Regions from separate parts of the Homo sapiens genome. Here all the other regions are linked to region 1. A link is a contact called in ENCODE Hi-C data. All regions are on one chromosome and are shown on one strand. The core of a region is the stretch at or near the end of the contact, and the rest is flanking DNA. Distances in the headings are between cores, read along the strand shown. Region 1 holds the start of CCDC88A (coiled-coil domain containing 88A). Region 2 overlaps SPTBN1 (spectrin beta, non-erythrocytic 1). Region 3 overlaps EML6 (EMAP like 6).

Region 1 (4,724 bases), core at 657-3,156:
GCACAACTGAAAAATTCAGTTTGATAAACTACATTAGCGTACTTAGAATACACGTATGCTACAATAGCTGTAATTAGATAAAAGCTGAGTTTTAATTTTACTGATCCAGCTACCAATATACTTTCACTATTCAATTCCCATCTCAAAAGCATACTTTCCTACTTAGTACAAACCCAATATTATAAACACAAAAGACAAAGATTTGCCCAATAAGTCGTTATCTAATTGTTATCAAGACTTGTTATTTGCATTTCAAAACCTGTAAGAATACCTTAAAATGATCCCTAAAATATTAAGCAACCTAATAATTCACACAATAAATCATCTCATCAGGCTTTAGTTATTACAGGCATTTAAATTATTTACTACAGCAAGAGTCCTCACCAATCAGAACTGTTTGAAATTTTCTCTTCTGAAATCTGCTATTACTTAACGAGTTTCAAATTTTGAGCCATTTATTTCTAGATATAAAGGTTAATAAGAAACATTTCTGCATCAAATGCACATAACTTCACAGTAAAGTCTTTTTTCCTCTCTTAGGAAACCAGATTCTCATTTTCTCTCTTATTTTACCAAATTATCAAAGAATACACAATGTGGCTTGGATTTCAGTACTGAAGACAAGTGACAATACATGGTTGACAGAATGAAAAACTAAAGTTTCACAATTTTAACAGGTAAAATATCTAGGTTGTGATAATGGGCTGAGCCCATAACATTAGCATTCCTTTCAAGATCCAATTCTTAAACCACCTGAATATTTCTGGCCAATGAACCAAATTAGGGGCTTAAAACATCGTGTCTCAAAGTTCACCATATGCTATTTCTCAAAGAAAACGTTACCTAGGAAAGAAGGAAGAACTTACATTTGGAGCATGACCTGGTTCAAGAATACCCCATCCACCAAAGCCACATATTCATCAAGGTTGGTCCCATTTCCTGCGGCCAGAGGTCCAAACGTTTTAACCTAGAACAAACAGAAGGATCACCACGACATGAACGCCCACCTCCATCTCTGCAGCCACAAATAACTCAGCAAAATATACAATAAAGGACACCCCACTTACCCAAGTGACCAAAGGGCTGGTCATGAACTGCTCCAGAAGGGGAGTAAAAATTTCGTTCTCCATTTTACAGAGTATGTATTTGAAAAAAGGAACTACCACAAAAATACGCCTAGGGAATTGGTCACTAAACGTGGAAGTAAGTAGAAATCAATGAAAGTCCATTTCGGCAAGGGAGAAAAATCCCATCGTGGAGGAGGGGGGCACTCTCCCTCCTCAAAAAACACCCCAGAGTGAAACGAGCCGAAATCCCAAGAAGTGGCTTCGACGACGGACACCACGAGCAGCAGCCTGCGCTGGAAATGTCTGTACCGGGCGAGGAGGGGCAGAGAAAAGGCATCTGGAGGAGGAGGAAGGGAAAGGGGGCTGGAACCCAAGACAAAAAGCCCGTCAAGGTTGTCCAGCTCCTGGAGGATCCAGACCAGCGAAACTGCTCCCAATGAATCAATCCCAACGGGGGCTAAATGAAATACGTTAAACAGAGACCACGTTAAGGATACCGAGGCGCCACCAGACTCGACCTCGGCGTTCCGACCTCTACACGTTCCACCCACCGATGGGCATGGAGCCGCTTTCGACCCGCGGAGCCTCCACTGCCCGCAGCCCCTCAGTACCAACAGGCAGGGCTCGCCCCTTCCCCCCGAGCAGACACCATTCCTCCGCCGCCCTCAAGCCTCGCCTCCAGCCCCCTTCCCCTCCCGGGGGTGGGGGCTTGAATGTGTGTCCCTAACCCCCCAGCTTCCTAAGCCCTGCCAGCCTTTCAGCGCGTCTCTGGGAATCCCTGGCACAAAATCACCGCCGCGCTCCAGCCTTCTCCGCCCTCTATGGAGAAGCCGGAGTAACGGCCTCAGAACCGCAGTGCCGCATCACACCCCACCCCTCGCCGCCCGCCAGCGCCGCCCGCCAATGCCGGGGGCCGCCGTCAAAGGGAGCGCGCTGCTCCCTCCGCGCCGATATCCTTCCGCCGACTCCCCGCCCCTCCCGTGCAGCTGCCTCTGGATTGTGGGAGAAGAAAACCGCTGCATGAGCGCGCTCCCGAGCGAGCGCGCCCCCGGGCTAGCCTCGCCGCCGCCCAGATCCTGGCGGCGGGCGCGGGCTCGGGCGTGGGCGCGCGCTCGCTGCAGCTGCTGCGGAGACAACCCGCTCCTCGGTTGCGCCCAGGACGGTTGCCTGGTGGGCGGGGACAGGGAAGGCAGAGCAAGGGGTCTGTCTGCTCGCTCGCTCATGCCTAATTATGGTTTATTTCCTCCCCGAGTGACTTCTTTGATACGTGAAGGAAGGGGAAAGAAATCCTTCTCTTATAAACATGAGGGATGCAGACAGCCTTTTTCGGACAGTTTGATGTGTTCTGTAAAGCATGCCTTCTCCCCAGCAAAATGGAATAGGAAAACTCACTGCAGCAAATGGCAGAGGGACTTGAGCCACAACTTGGTGGGGGTTTTTTTCTCCTTTTTGTTTTCTTCCAAATGCAGTCCACTAACGCATGAATGTTCTTCAAAGTTGCAAGTGACATACAGTAAGATTTTTTAAAAACCAGAGCTGTCTGTCAGCACGTTGGTATTCCCTGACTGGAGCAAACATGACTCAGACATTGTTTTTTGGTTTTGTTTTGTTTTTTACTATTTGGGCATGGGTCGGGGGAAACCCAAGCAAAATCAAGAGCTACAAAGAAGAAACATTTAGAAGTCATCCAAGTTGGGTGACAAATAAACAGATTACATATTTGTCATAAATCTCCATGCCACGTACGACTGGGACCTTGAAATAATTTTAAGTTCCCTGGCAAAATCAAATGCTACTCCTCATTTCAAAGGAAAATAAAGACCTTTTTCCCGGGGTAAAATGGGCATATAGAACGCAATCTTTTTTTGATAAAAGATAATATTATAGTTTTATAATGTGTGCTATGTTTACATTACATAAATATTTACACGGAGTATATATTTTAAATTAGCAGTAAAAATGTTTTTGTCATAACACAGTTAAGAAAGAGCAGAATTTCTTAATTGGGTAGTTGAGAACCTGGACTCTGAAGTCTTCCTGCCTGGTTCCAATATGCACCAGCTGTGTGAGCCTACGCACGTTATTGAGTCTCTTTGTGCTTCGATTCCGTCACGTGTAAAGCAGGGCTAATAATAGGGTTAAATGAAATGGCAGCTTATAGTTAAGTGTTCTATAAATGTCATTAATGTTGTTTTTAACATTATTCCTTCAAAATAAAGAACCTTTATGAAAAACTTGAAATATAACCTCTCTGCTTCAGTTACAGGAGAAAGGATCTTGCTTTGAGGAGGGAACTAAATGCCCTTTGAAAATCATCTTAATTAAAATTAGGATGCATTCATGTGGCACTTTGCTAGGTGATGTACAAGTAGAACCTTGCATTTCCCTAGCCAGTACACAAGCCTTCAGACATCCTTGTTGCTAGCAATCTTTTCCATCTGCTCTTGATGACTTTTTAAAAAGCCTTTTAGAGATGGGAGTCTCACTGTGTTGCCCAGCCTGGCCTCAAACTCCTGGCCTCAAGTGACCCTCTCACCTCAGCCTCCCTAGCAGTTGAGACGAGACGTGTGAGCCACCACGCCTGGCTTGGTGACTCCTTCTTTTTTTGTTTGTTTTGTTTTCTGAGACAGAGTCTCTATTACCCAGGCTGGAGTGCAGTGGCACGATCTCAGCTCACTGCAACCTCTACCTCCAGGGTCCAAGCGATTATCCTGCCTCAGCCTCCCAAGTAACTGGGATTACAGGCACCCGCCACCACCCACTGGCTAATTTTTCTATTTTTAGTAGGGACGGGGTTTCACCACGTTGGCCAGGCTGGTCTCGAACTCCTGACCTCAAGTGATCCACCGCCTCGGCCTCCCTAAGGGCTGGAATTACAGGTGAGAGCCACCGCGCTTGGCCTGATAACTCTTTCTTAATAGCAGTTCTTTATTTGGCAAATGAAATACAGACAGAAGGAGAGTGGGCACCAAGGAGACAGCATTGCTTTCAGGAGCAGCCCAGTGCTTGACATACCCACTTTTCTTTGTAATCCCCCAGACGCTTGACAAAACAATATGGAAGTAATTATGCCTATACTGGGTTTATCCTAGGACAAATCAATCTGCTTCATTCATAGGCGAAAAACCAAAAAGTATTAACACCAAATACAGCAGGTTAGGGGCATTTTGAAGTGGTGACTGAAGGGTTAGCACAGGAGTCATACATTAAGATAGTATTGTTTATGCAATTTAGTACCCAGCCCTCACAGAAATCTGGATTCTTCTCTAGAGCCAGATGGCCCCAGATGCTTTCTGGTCTATCTTTAGGTTTTGCGCGCACACACACACACACACACACACACACACACACACACACACACTCAACAAAGAAACATGAGGAGTTAATTGTAAAAACAGGAAACTTTAGACCAGACTGAGGTCTGGAGGAACTTATTTGAAAACCTACCAATTCACAATTCCCTAGTTTAACAGCAGCCTTAAAAATGCTTTATAATATCTCAAGAGTACAACCAGTAATCTTCTCTGTCTGGCTAAAGAGGGATTGTACATTATACCCAGTTTAATGGTCTTTGAATTGCAACATCCTGTAAGATTAAATCCAAAAGTTTCCTATCCACCTTTCACTTAGGAAGAAATTTCTTAAGATTTCTTCAAA
Region 2 (4,724 bases), core at 1,588-4,087, 840 kb before region 1:
TTTTGGAGGAATTGACATTGATTGCAAGTTTTTAAATATGACCTGGATTAGATTATGAGATGATGGGTGCTTGGGGGTAGGGGTGTACAGAGGGAGTCATGAAACCATGGAGGATGTTGGGGAATGGCTAGAATTCTACTTGGGACATCATGCAAGTTTTTTTTCCCCTTCCATTTCATTTGTTAATGCTTATTATTAGTTGGGGGTTTTGCCTCCTTTTTGTTAGCCAACAGCCAGCTAATCTTGGCACAGGTCCCGGGAATCAGGTGCTGCTTAGCAGCTGATGTTGGTTAAATGACCTTGGACAAGTGACTTGCATTTCAGTTCTCTAACCTGTTAGGGTTGTAGATTGTCTGATACAGATTTGAAGGCCCCTGCAAATAAATGCATGGCCGTTTACTCTGGTCACTTTCATTTTACCGAATGTGCTCCCCCAAGGCTCTTCTGGGTAGATGCCCACTGCCAAAACATTAAGCATTTTTGGCTTCTCATGCTTTGAGCTCACAAAATCAGTCCTGTGGGAAACCTAACAAGCTACAAAGGAGAGGGAAAGCAAAAGAAAAGGTATATGGATTCTCATGCAAAGAGAGAAGGAAAGTAGGTCCCTACCTAAAGTCTAGCCCTGTATTGGTGGTGGTACTGATAATGGTAATAGCCACCAAAACTTCTTGATACTCCCCTTGTGCAGGCATTGTCCTAAGTACTTTGCAGTATTGATTCATATGCTCCTCATAGCGTCCTTGTGTGATGTGTTATTTCCATTTTGAAGATGAGGAAACTGAGGCACAAAGGAAGCTGTGCCCAAGGACACTTAACTAGTAAATGGAGCCAGGATTCCAACCCACGCAGTGCGCTTTGGGACTCAATTTTTAACCATCTTGCTGTGCTGCCTGTTGAGCATTTTTCACCTGGTGCTTTTGTAGATCCCACATTAGGATTTTGTTAGGACCCTGGGCAACCTTGATTTAGTGAAAGCAGTTGTTGAGAGGTAGAAATTCCTGATCCTTTTTTCAATCTTAAAGGATTTGCTGAGACTCTCACTCTTCATTGGTGATGGTAACAAGGAGCAGCATGGTGAATGCCATGTAAAATTCAAGCCTTGCCTTATCTTGGAGGACTTTATTCCCTTTTCTTTGATGGTACTTTGGAGATTCCAGACTATAAAGGACTCAGCTGACAGTACAGACTCTCTTGATCTGTATTTTCCCAGTATATGAAATTATTTGTAATGTACCCGTGAGAACCTGGAATAAACTGTACTGGCACTGAAGTAGAATCTTGGATTTAAAAGTACAGTGTTCACTGCTGCATCGTTGAGCATTTGCTACACAGAGAATAACCTTGGAGCAATGTTCAAAGGTGATGGCATTACCCAGAAACATGGAGTTAGGCCAGGAAACCACATCTGAAGTTCAGATTATTGGAGATTGCTGATTTTTCTTGACTTTAAATATTTTCGACTGGTTGAGTGTTTGTTGGTGTTTTTGGGCTAAGTGTTAGCCTTTTGTTCTGTGATGTCCCTGTGTGAATAAAATGGATAATCCCTGTTTCCGGTTAGCTGCTGCTGCTGCTGCTGCTGCCAAGTATAAGTGAAGACTTCCAGCTGCGATTTGCATTGTGTTTTCAGGCCACCTTTTGAGTTTCCCCATAGCAGATATAAAAACTGTTTCTAAGAGTTCATCCTTACGTGTTCAGCCTTACTTGTATCCTAAAACCACAAACTTGATTTTGTTCCCATTCATTATGATCTATATTTGGCATCAGTGAGGCAAGTTATTTATATTTATTATTTATACCCTGCCCACTTCCAGAAATGATTTAATTTGGCCTAGGCAAGTGTCTTCTGATGGGGTGTGTGTGTGTGTGTGTGTGTGTGTGTGATGATAATTCTGATGTGTGTGTGTATGATGCTACTTCTGCCACTTCAAGAGTCCAGAATCATAAGATTCCTAATAGGATTGTTGGGTTGGTGAATGCTGGGTTTGTTCTCTTCTATGCCCTCTCTGTCCAGGAGAAATCTGAGTATCTTTCTTAGGAATGCCTAACACTGCTAGACTGAAAGGTGCCATGTCACCATTTTTCCCAAGAAATTTTCTTTTGAGGGTGCTATAGAGAAGCCCTCTGGTATGAATGTATTAGGCTGGTGCAAAAGTAATTGTGGCTTTTGCAATTAAAAGTAATGACAAAACTACAATTACTTCTGCACCAACCTAATATATATTATATATTCCCATTTTGTTCTTTTCAGAATAAAGCTTCCTAGGAGTTTCTCTAGCTCATGACCTCTTTTACCTTTACTTTCAGTTGCAGTGTTCTTAGCTCATAGAAGGAGCTTTGACGGCACATAGAATGAAGTATAACAGCTTCCGTTTGACCTGAGGCATCCCTCAGGTATGAGAATGTCACCCAGAGATCGAATACAGTGCCAGGTTATCAACTACCATTTTTTGGGACTGATTCTCTGCTCATGTGTGACCATTATTTGGGGAAATCATACAGTACCACAAACCAGAAGTTTCTGAAAACACCTAAACTCCCCATCTTTCACACTCACCCATAGGGACCGTGGCCCCCAATGAGGGGTAGTTCGTCTCTGTATTGGTAGCATTAGCGCACGTGCTATATAGCTCTCTTAATACCTGAACTGTGGACAGACCAGATCCTCACTGAGCTGAAGCACATTGGCATATTAAGGGAGCCCAGCATTGCTGTTTGGCCCTGCTTTTGAACTGGGAAGATATATTGCTGCATGGAGTTCTGAAAAGTACCTTTGTAAGTCCCGAGAACTCCTGTTGACCTTTGGATTTAGGTAAAATGTAAGTCTTAGGAGAATTGATGAGAATGTAGGAACCAGTTTTAGCCAATGCATTAAGACTAAAATGACTCTATTGTTTGTCAGGCTTTGCCAGAAAGTATAGTGAGAGAGAGAGATCCTAAAACTCTGAAAGCAAATAGCCCACAGCAGTTAACTGTATTGACTTTGGAAACAGGTTATAAACCCAAACCTCTGTGCTGAACTTGAATGGGTGTTTCTTCTCTCCTTTCTGAGGGTAAAAGCTGCTGGTGAGAACGGCTCTCTGGTGTTGCTAGGACAGACCTGTATGACCTTCTTTATGTAAATAATTAACAGGGGAATATTTTCATTTACGTTAAAGCCATATATGAGAGAGATTTCCGGGCTGGCTCTGACAGCCTCTGGCCCCACTGGAGAAGGAAGCCAGCACTGAAAAAATTCAAGCTTCCGGCCACACGGAACCTGAGAATATTCTCTATGACAGCAGTGGCTGTGAAGCTGTTTCTTTAAAGTAAAACCCCTTTTGAAGGTTAGTCTGGGGTGACTTTACTGTTACATAGGGAGTAGATTTTGTTTCTTGATGGTTCGTTGAGTGGTAGAGAGGTTAAAGGTAGAACTAACATATGTAGAACTAAAAAGCATCTGAAACTTTTAGCAAACCAGTAATATTTAGAGGCTTCTGCCCACTCTGGGTAGGCATTTTTATCTTGTATACCCATACCAGCTTTTCACATCCTGTTTCTTGAGAATACATAAAGAGCACATTTCTCCACATTATCAGGAAAACAATTTGAAGCACAGGTCTTGTGAATTGGGAAGACCACTAGTATTGCCATTAGCTGCTTATTTGTGTGTGTGTTGGAGGATGGATTATAATCCAAGTGTATTCATATTCTCACACTTTAACCAAAAAAAAAAAAAAATCTCCAAAATCTTCTCTCTTGCATTGTTTATTGATAGAATGGGAAACTTACTGCTGGTAACTAGTTAATTCTGAAAGGGTTAGGGTTTCTACTGTATACTTCCAAAAGTACAGGCCTGGGGGAGCCAATATGAGAGACACACATAACCAAAAATTTGTAAAAACTTTATTTTTTAATAAAAATTATAAATAAAAATTATAGGCCGGGTGCACTAGCTCATCCCTGTAATTCCAGCATTTTGGGAGGCTGAGGCGGACTGATCACTTGAGGTCAGGAGTTTGAAACCAGCCTGGGCAACATGTTGAAACCCTGTCTCTACTAAAAATACAAAAATTAGCCATGCATAGTGGCACACACGTGTAATCCCAGCTACTTGGGTGGCTGAGGCACGAGAGTCGCTTGAGTCCGGGTGGTGGAGGTTGCAGTGAGCCACGATCACGCCACTGCACTCCAGCCTGGGCAAAAGAGCAAGACTTAGTCTTAAAAAAAAAGAAAAAATATATAAATATATACACACACACTTTATATATTTTTATATATAATCTCATACAACATGTTTTGAAATACACGTGCATTGTGGAATGGCTATATTGAAAGCTAATACATAACAAATTTAATGATAATACAAGTGTAGAATGGACAACAAAGGGGTTGTGCATAATCATCAAGTACTTCTCATTAGTAAAAACCCTTTTCATTTGCTTAGAATTGAGGAGGAGGGGATGCTCTAAATTGAGGATTCTCCATAGGGTCGTCCGTGAGACACAAGATGTTGACTGTCCCACTTACCCAGGACATGGGTATCCTTTTGATGCTGACAGCATTTGCTGCTGCTTTCCAGGGAATCATGGCTGACATTGAACTTCCACTGCCTCTGGGCTGCTTTGCTCACTCCTCCTAGGCAGGCAAGCCGACCCTTGGGAAGCTCAGCATTTAGCCTTCATGCTTTGGTTTCTTTGCCCTTTTTTTTTTTTTTTTTTTTTTTGAAACTTTTATTTGCTCTGGGA
Region 3 (4,724 bases), core at 796-3,295, 510 kb before region 1:
TAATGCACATCATCAGATTTCTTCATCTTTTCATGTGGTTTGCTTGACAGTGAAGTTTTGGATAATAAGTGTTTTTTGTGGATTCTTCTGTAGGTGGAAGATGCTGTGCCTTTTCCCCTGATGGGAAAGCCTTAGCGGTTGGCTTGAACGATGGGAGTTTCCTGGTGGTAAATGCTGACACTGTTGAAGACATGGTCTCTTTCCATCACAGAAAAGAAATGATCTCTGATATTAAGTTTTCAAAAGGTGAAGATGACAGCAGATACTTTTTAAAATAGCACAGTCTTGGGACAAAAAATTACAAGAATGAACTATTTCAAATGTTTCTTTGACCATTTTCCCACTTTTAAAATACTAAGTTCCTGGAAGTAAATTCCTATATAAAATGCTTCGATGTTAACCCCACATTTTTCTTAACAGATACGGGAAAATACCTTGCCGTGGCATCCCATGATAACTTTGTGGATATTTACAACGTACTTACAAGCAAAAGGGTTGGCATCTGTAAAGGTGCTTCTAGTTATATTACACACATTGACTGGGACTCTAGAGGTAAAGTATGTTGTGGCTTTTAAAATAGAATTTCTGTGTTTAAAAAATGTCCATTTATGCATTGTTTCTAGAGAGAATGGCAGTTGAGTGTTAGAAATGGGAAAGGGGAATCCCACAACAATATAAACGACTGTAATTTTACAACCCAGAGGCAGCTGCTGCTAACATTTTGAATACTTTTTCCATCTTTTTACGCTTAGGATGATTATTGTCACTATTGATTCAAGCCATTGAGTTTTAAGACAGTTAAAGATACATGATGCCTTTTGTTATCATAGCAAGCCACCACCTCACCTTTAGTTGGGAGTGCTTTCTCCTTGTCTTGGGTCCCCTCATCCTCCTCCTGGCTGGTTTCCCTTTTCCACCCAAAGCTCCACCTCTTGGAGAACCGCCCAAAAAGGCTCAAGCAAATTTCCTCCTCCAGCAGAGGTAGAAATCTACATTCAGCCTGCCTAAAATTTCTCTGCTCTATAAAACTCCCAACCTACTCCTACCTCCTCCAAGTCATGCCCACAAATGCCATGAGGATTTGTCTATTTAATAACTCTAGCTTTTATGGTGTTGCATAGTCTTAAGCTAGCAAATGTGGAGGCTCTGGAAGTGAGTAAGACATGGTTTCTGCTCCCTGTGGAGTTTATAATTGAGTGAGGGAGATACTTATCCATAAATAATACAAGAGCACAAAATGGGTACCGTGTGAGTAAGCAGTGGTGAGTCACAAGGGAAGTGGTGAGCAGGGACTCCGAATGGGCCACGGCAGCATTCAGTACCCAGGGTGGAACATTGCACTATAGGGTGAGTCACTCGTAAATCCTATCCTCAAGACTCGGCTGATGTTGAGAGTCTGGAGCGGGTACTTGGGAATGGACAGCATTCCCACCTTCAGAGACGTTGTAGTCCACTGTGGTAGAGAAGCACCAAGCCCAATGTATGCTCTGAGGGAAAGCTCCTTGGAGGTAATCCATGGAGCCTCTGTAGAAGGGAGTGACCTTTGAGGTTGATCTTGAGAGATAAGGAGAAATCCACCAGATAGCGCTATCAAGGAAGAGCCATTCCAGGCAAAAGGAATATGGCATATGAAGAGTGAAGGTGGGAAGAACCAGGGGGTGATGAAGAAATAGAAGTGCTCAGTGGCTGAGGGTGTGAAGGGAGGGGAATGTGGAGACACAGGCTGGGATAGAGCAGAACTTTCATGCTGAACTGTGTACTTGTAGGCACTATGTAACTCTGAGGGATCTAGCGTGGGGCATTCCCTCCCATCTTGGGGAGAAGAAGTGAGCCTGGAGTTGGAGCAATCAAATTAATCAGGAGAACGATGATGAAGGCCTCTGCCAAAAAGGTTATTTCAGAGTATTTCTTGGAGTAGTGGCCATAGACCAGGACTTGGAAACCCTTCTGCCTGGCAGGTATTTAGTTGTAACTATACTTGCCACACTGGAATTTGGACTTTATTTCAGCTTTACAACATTCAGGAGTTTTATACGGTGCAGTAGATAGAGAAAAAAGCATGTGATGCATTGCATTTATAAAAGGTACAAGTCCCAACAAGGGCAAAGGGAGATCAGATAAGTCTGTTTCGCTTTCATGTCAGGGCAGTGCTGGCCAGACAAAGTGCCGAGGGCTTTGACCGGCATTTATGACCAGGCAGGGCACTGTGACTTTATCTAGGAACTGGTGAGGCCGATGAAAGCAGCTGCTTCTCAGACCCTTCTTTGATATTCTCTGCTTTTTTTTTTAAAGCAGTGATTTCTCCCTATTTATTATCTTGCTATTCTCTTGCCAGGTAGAATAGGGTCTGATTAACTTTATTTAGAATCCGACACACACACACACACACACACACACACACACACACACACACACACACACACACACAAAATACCTGATACAATACGTGAAATCCCACCACTCAATGACTATTAGGGATTAAAACCCATTATTGTTTCTATTACGGAGTGAAGAGTCCAGAGAAAAGAGGGTATATATAGAGTAAATTTTGACTGGGAAGATTTCTTAATTATTTTGAATTGTGAAGTACACATAACAAAAATGTACCATTTTAATCATTTTTTAAGTGTACAGTTCAAGGACGTTAAAAACATTGACACTGTTGTGCAACCATCACTGCCCCCATCTCAGAATTCTTTTCATCTTGTAATACTGATGACATTCCCATTAAATGATAACTTTTCATTTCCCCAACACCTGGCATCTACCATTTTACTTTCTGTCTCTATGAATGTAACCACTCTAGGTACCTCGTATAAGTGGAAGCATACAGTATTTGTCTTTCTATAATGGGCTTATTCCACTTAGCATAATGTTCTCAAGATTCCTCCATGTTGTAGCATGTGTCAGAATTTCCTTACTTTAAAGACTGAATGTTTAATTTTATGTATAGACTGTATTTTGCTTATCTATTTGTTGAGGGGCACCTGTGTGGCTGCCACATTTCAGCCACTGTGAGTGATGCTGCTATGAACATGGATGTACAAATATATCTTCAAAACCCTGCTTTCAAGTATTTGAGGTATATGCCCAAGGGTGTAATTGCTGAATCATATGGTAGTTCTATTTTTAACTTTTTGAGGAATTACTATACTGTTTTCCATAGCAGCTCTACCATTTTATATTCCCACCAGTTGTACACAAGGGTTCAAATCTCTCCACATCTTTGCCAAAGCTTATTTTATGTGTTTATTTTGATAATAGCTGTCCTAATGGATATGAAGTGTATCTCATTTTGGGTTTCATTTGCGTTTAGGGAGTTTGTTTGTTCTTAATTCTGCAAATGTATAGGCCCTGTGTCAGATGGTGGGGATATAAAGAGAAGTAAGTCCCAGATAGAAAGCACAAGATCTCGGCCAGGATCAGGGGGATGCTGCTGTGGAGGGGCCTGGGGGAAGGTCTGTGTAAAGTCCCTCGATATGGAGCCATCACTTGGTGGAAAGAGAAGCAAACCTCCCTATTTCCATAATCTTGCCCAAGGCCAGCCTCTTAGAGCTCAGGATGCTGAGGGAGGCTCCTGGGAATGAGCAGGAGAGGAGTGGAGTCAAAGGTCTTTGAAAAGCCACCATGCTTCTCATTGTAAGGGTCCCTGCAGGCAGGTGAGGGGGTCAGACCAAGTGCTTTCTGTGGATTGAGAGTAGTAGAGACACTTCTGATTTTTAGGGAGGAATTACACCATCTGGAGAATAAGAGCAAGAATACCTGTGAATCTTCCTTGATCTAACTCCACTAGCCATGAGACATGTGTCATCCTGATATTCCTGCATTCCCAACACCTCAGTCCCCAAAATGCCTGATCTCGAGAATGTGCCATGCTGCCTCAAGACCAGCCTAGCTTTCACAGCAGGGGCCTCCAGAGTCTGGCAAGGTTGAGAGCAGAATTTAGAAGCAGGGTTCTGTTTCATGCCTTTGATCCTGTCGAAAATAGTGAAAGCATTTGCCAGAGCCAGCTGGCTTCTCAGGGTGGGGGATGGCACAGCCGCCAGCCTCAGCAGCCTCTTGTGCCCATGGCAACTACAGGTCCTTGGAAAACCAAAAAGTGCACTGGGCTTTTGCAGGAACATCAGCTACCCCTGAATGAAAGCTCCAGCATGGAATGCTTGAGAAAGAAAAAATGTATGGAGGGAGAGAAAACATAGAAAGGGTATTTTCTAAATGCTACAAGTTCATTTCTAGAAATATCAGGCTATAACATCCTTTACAAATTAACAATTTGAAGGCTGGGTGCGGTGGCTCACACCTGTATTCTCAGCACTTTGGGAGGCTGAGGTGGGTGACCTGAGGTGAGGAGTTTGAGGCCAGCCTGGCCAAAATGGTGAAACCCTATCTCTACTAAAATTACAAAAATCAGCCAGGTGTGGTGGCGGGCGCCTGTAATCCCAGCTACTTGGGAGGCTGAGGCCAGGAGAATCGCTTGAACCGGGAGGCAGAGGTTGCAGGGAGCTGAGATGGCACCACTGAACTCCAGCCTGGGTAACAGAGCGAGACTATGTCTCAAAAAGTAATAATAAAAATGACAATTTGAGCCATAATAGGACATTTCATTCCCATTTTTGTTGCAGATGGCCTGATACTTGGTATATTTAGTACCAGTTGTTAGAATTATTCTAACTTGTAAATTATATAGCAGCTGGGATGATGTATGTGGATCACTTTGTGGGCTG

Evidence for each region. A loop is a pair of places that touch in the nucleus more often than their neighbours do. Pooled maps may share reads with other maps.
Region 2: a map with no recorded cell type shows a loop between it and region 1 (2.5-fold over the local background). The contact joins the enhancer-like site here to the promoter of CCDC88A in region 1. A Hi-C loop is called at or near these places in 4 of 37 single-sample maps with no recorded cell type and 4 of 50 pooled maps.
Region 3: a map of PC-3 shows a loop between it and region 1 (4-fold over the local background). The contact joins the enhancer-like site here to the promoter of CCDC88A in region 1. A Hi-C loop is called at or near these places in 2 of 168 maps with a recorded cell type or tissue (PC-3 and chondrocyte), 2 of 37 single-sample maps with no recorded cell type and 3 of 50 pooled maps.

Annotation. Positions count from the first base shown.
Region 1 is chr2:55,417,950-55,422,673 of GRCh38, forward strand. CCDC88A (coiled-coil domain containing 88A) reads right to left here and starts at 1,907. Exons shown (of 33, transcript NM_001365480.1): 1 at 1,068-1,907; 2 at 867-967. The coding sequence starts at 1,130. RefSeq lists silencers at 1,808-1,877, 1,908-1,957, 2,018-2,307.
Region 2 is chr2:54,576,899-54,581,622 of GRCh38, forward strand. All of the region lies in intron 2 of SPTBN1 (spectrin beta, non-erythrocytic 1), which reads left to right. LOC124906008 (a long non-coding RNA gene) reads right to left here. Exons shown (of 3, transcript XR_007086322.1): 3 at 4,680-4,724. Among named protein-coding and RNA genes, the nearest start is that of SPTBN1-AS1, 21 kb to the left of the region's middle. RefSeq lists enhancers at 2,293-2,342, 3,342-3,391. Within about 2 kb of position 2,838, at least 14 of the 41 ENCODE cell types and tissues checked have a DNase peak (open chromatin) inside an H3K27ac peak, as active enhancers do.
Region 3 is chr2:54,902,951-54,907,674 of GRCh38, forward strand. It overlaps EML6 (EMAP like 6), which reads left to right. Exons shown (of 42, transcript NM_001039753.4): 23 at 94-246; 24 at 421-552. Among named protein-coding and RNA genes, the nearest start is that of RTN4, 150 kb to the right of the region's middle. RefSeq lists an enhancer at 686-1,885. Within about 2 kb of position 2,046, at least 16 of the 41 ENCODE cell types and tissues checked have a DNase peak (open chromatin) inside an H3K27ac peak, as active enhancers do; they include PC-3, where a contact is called at or near this core.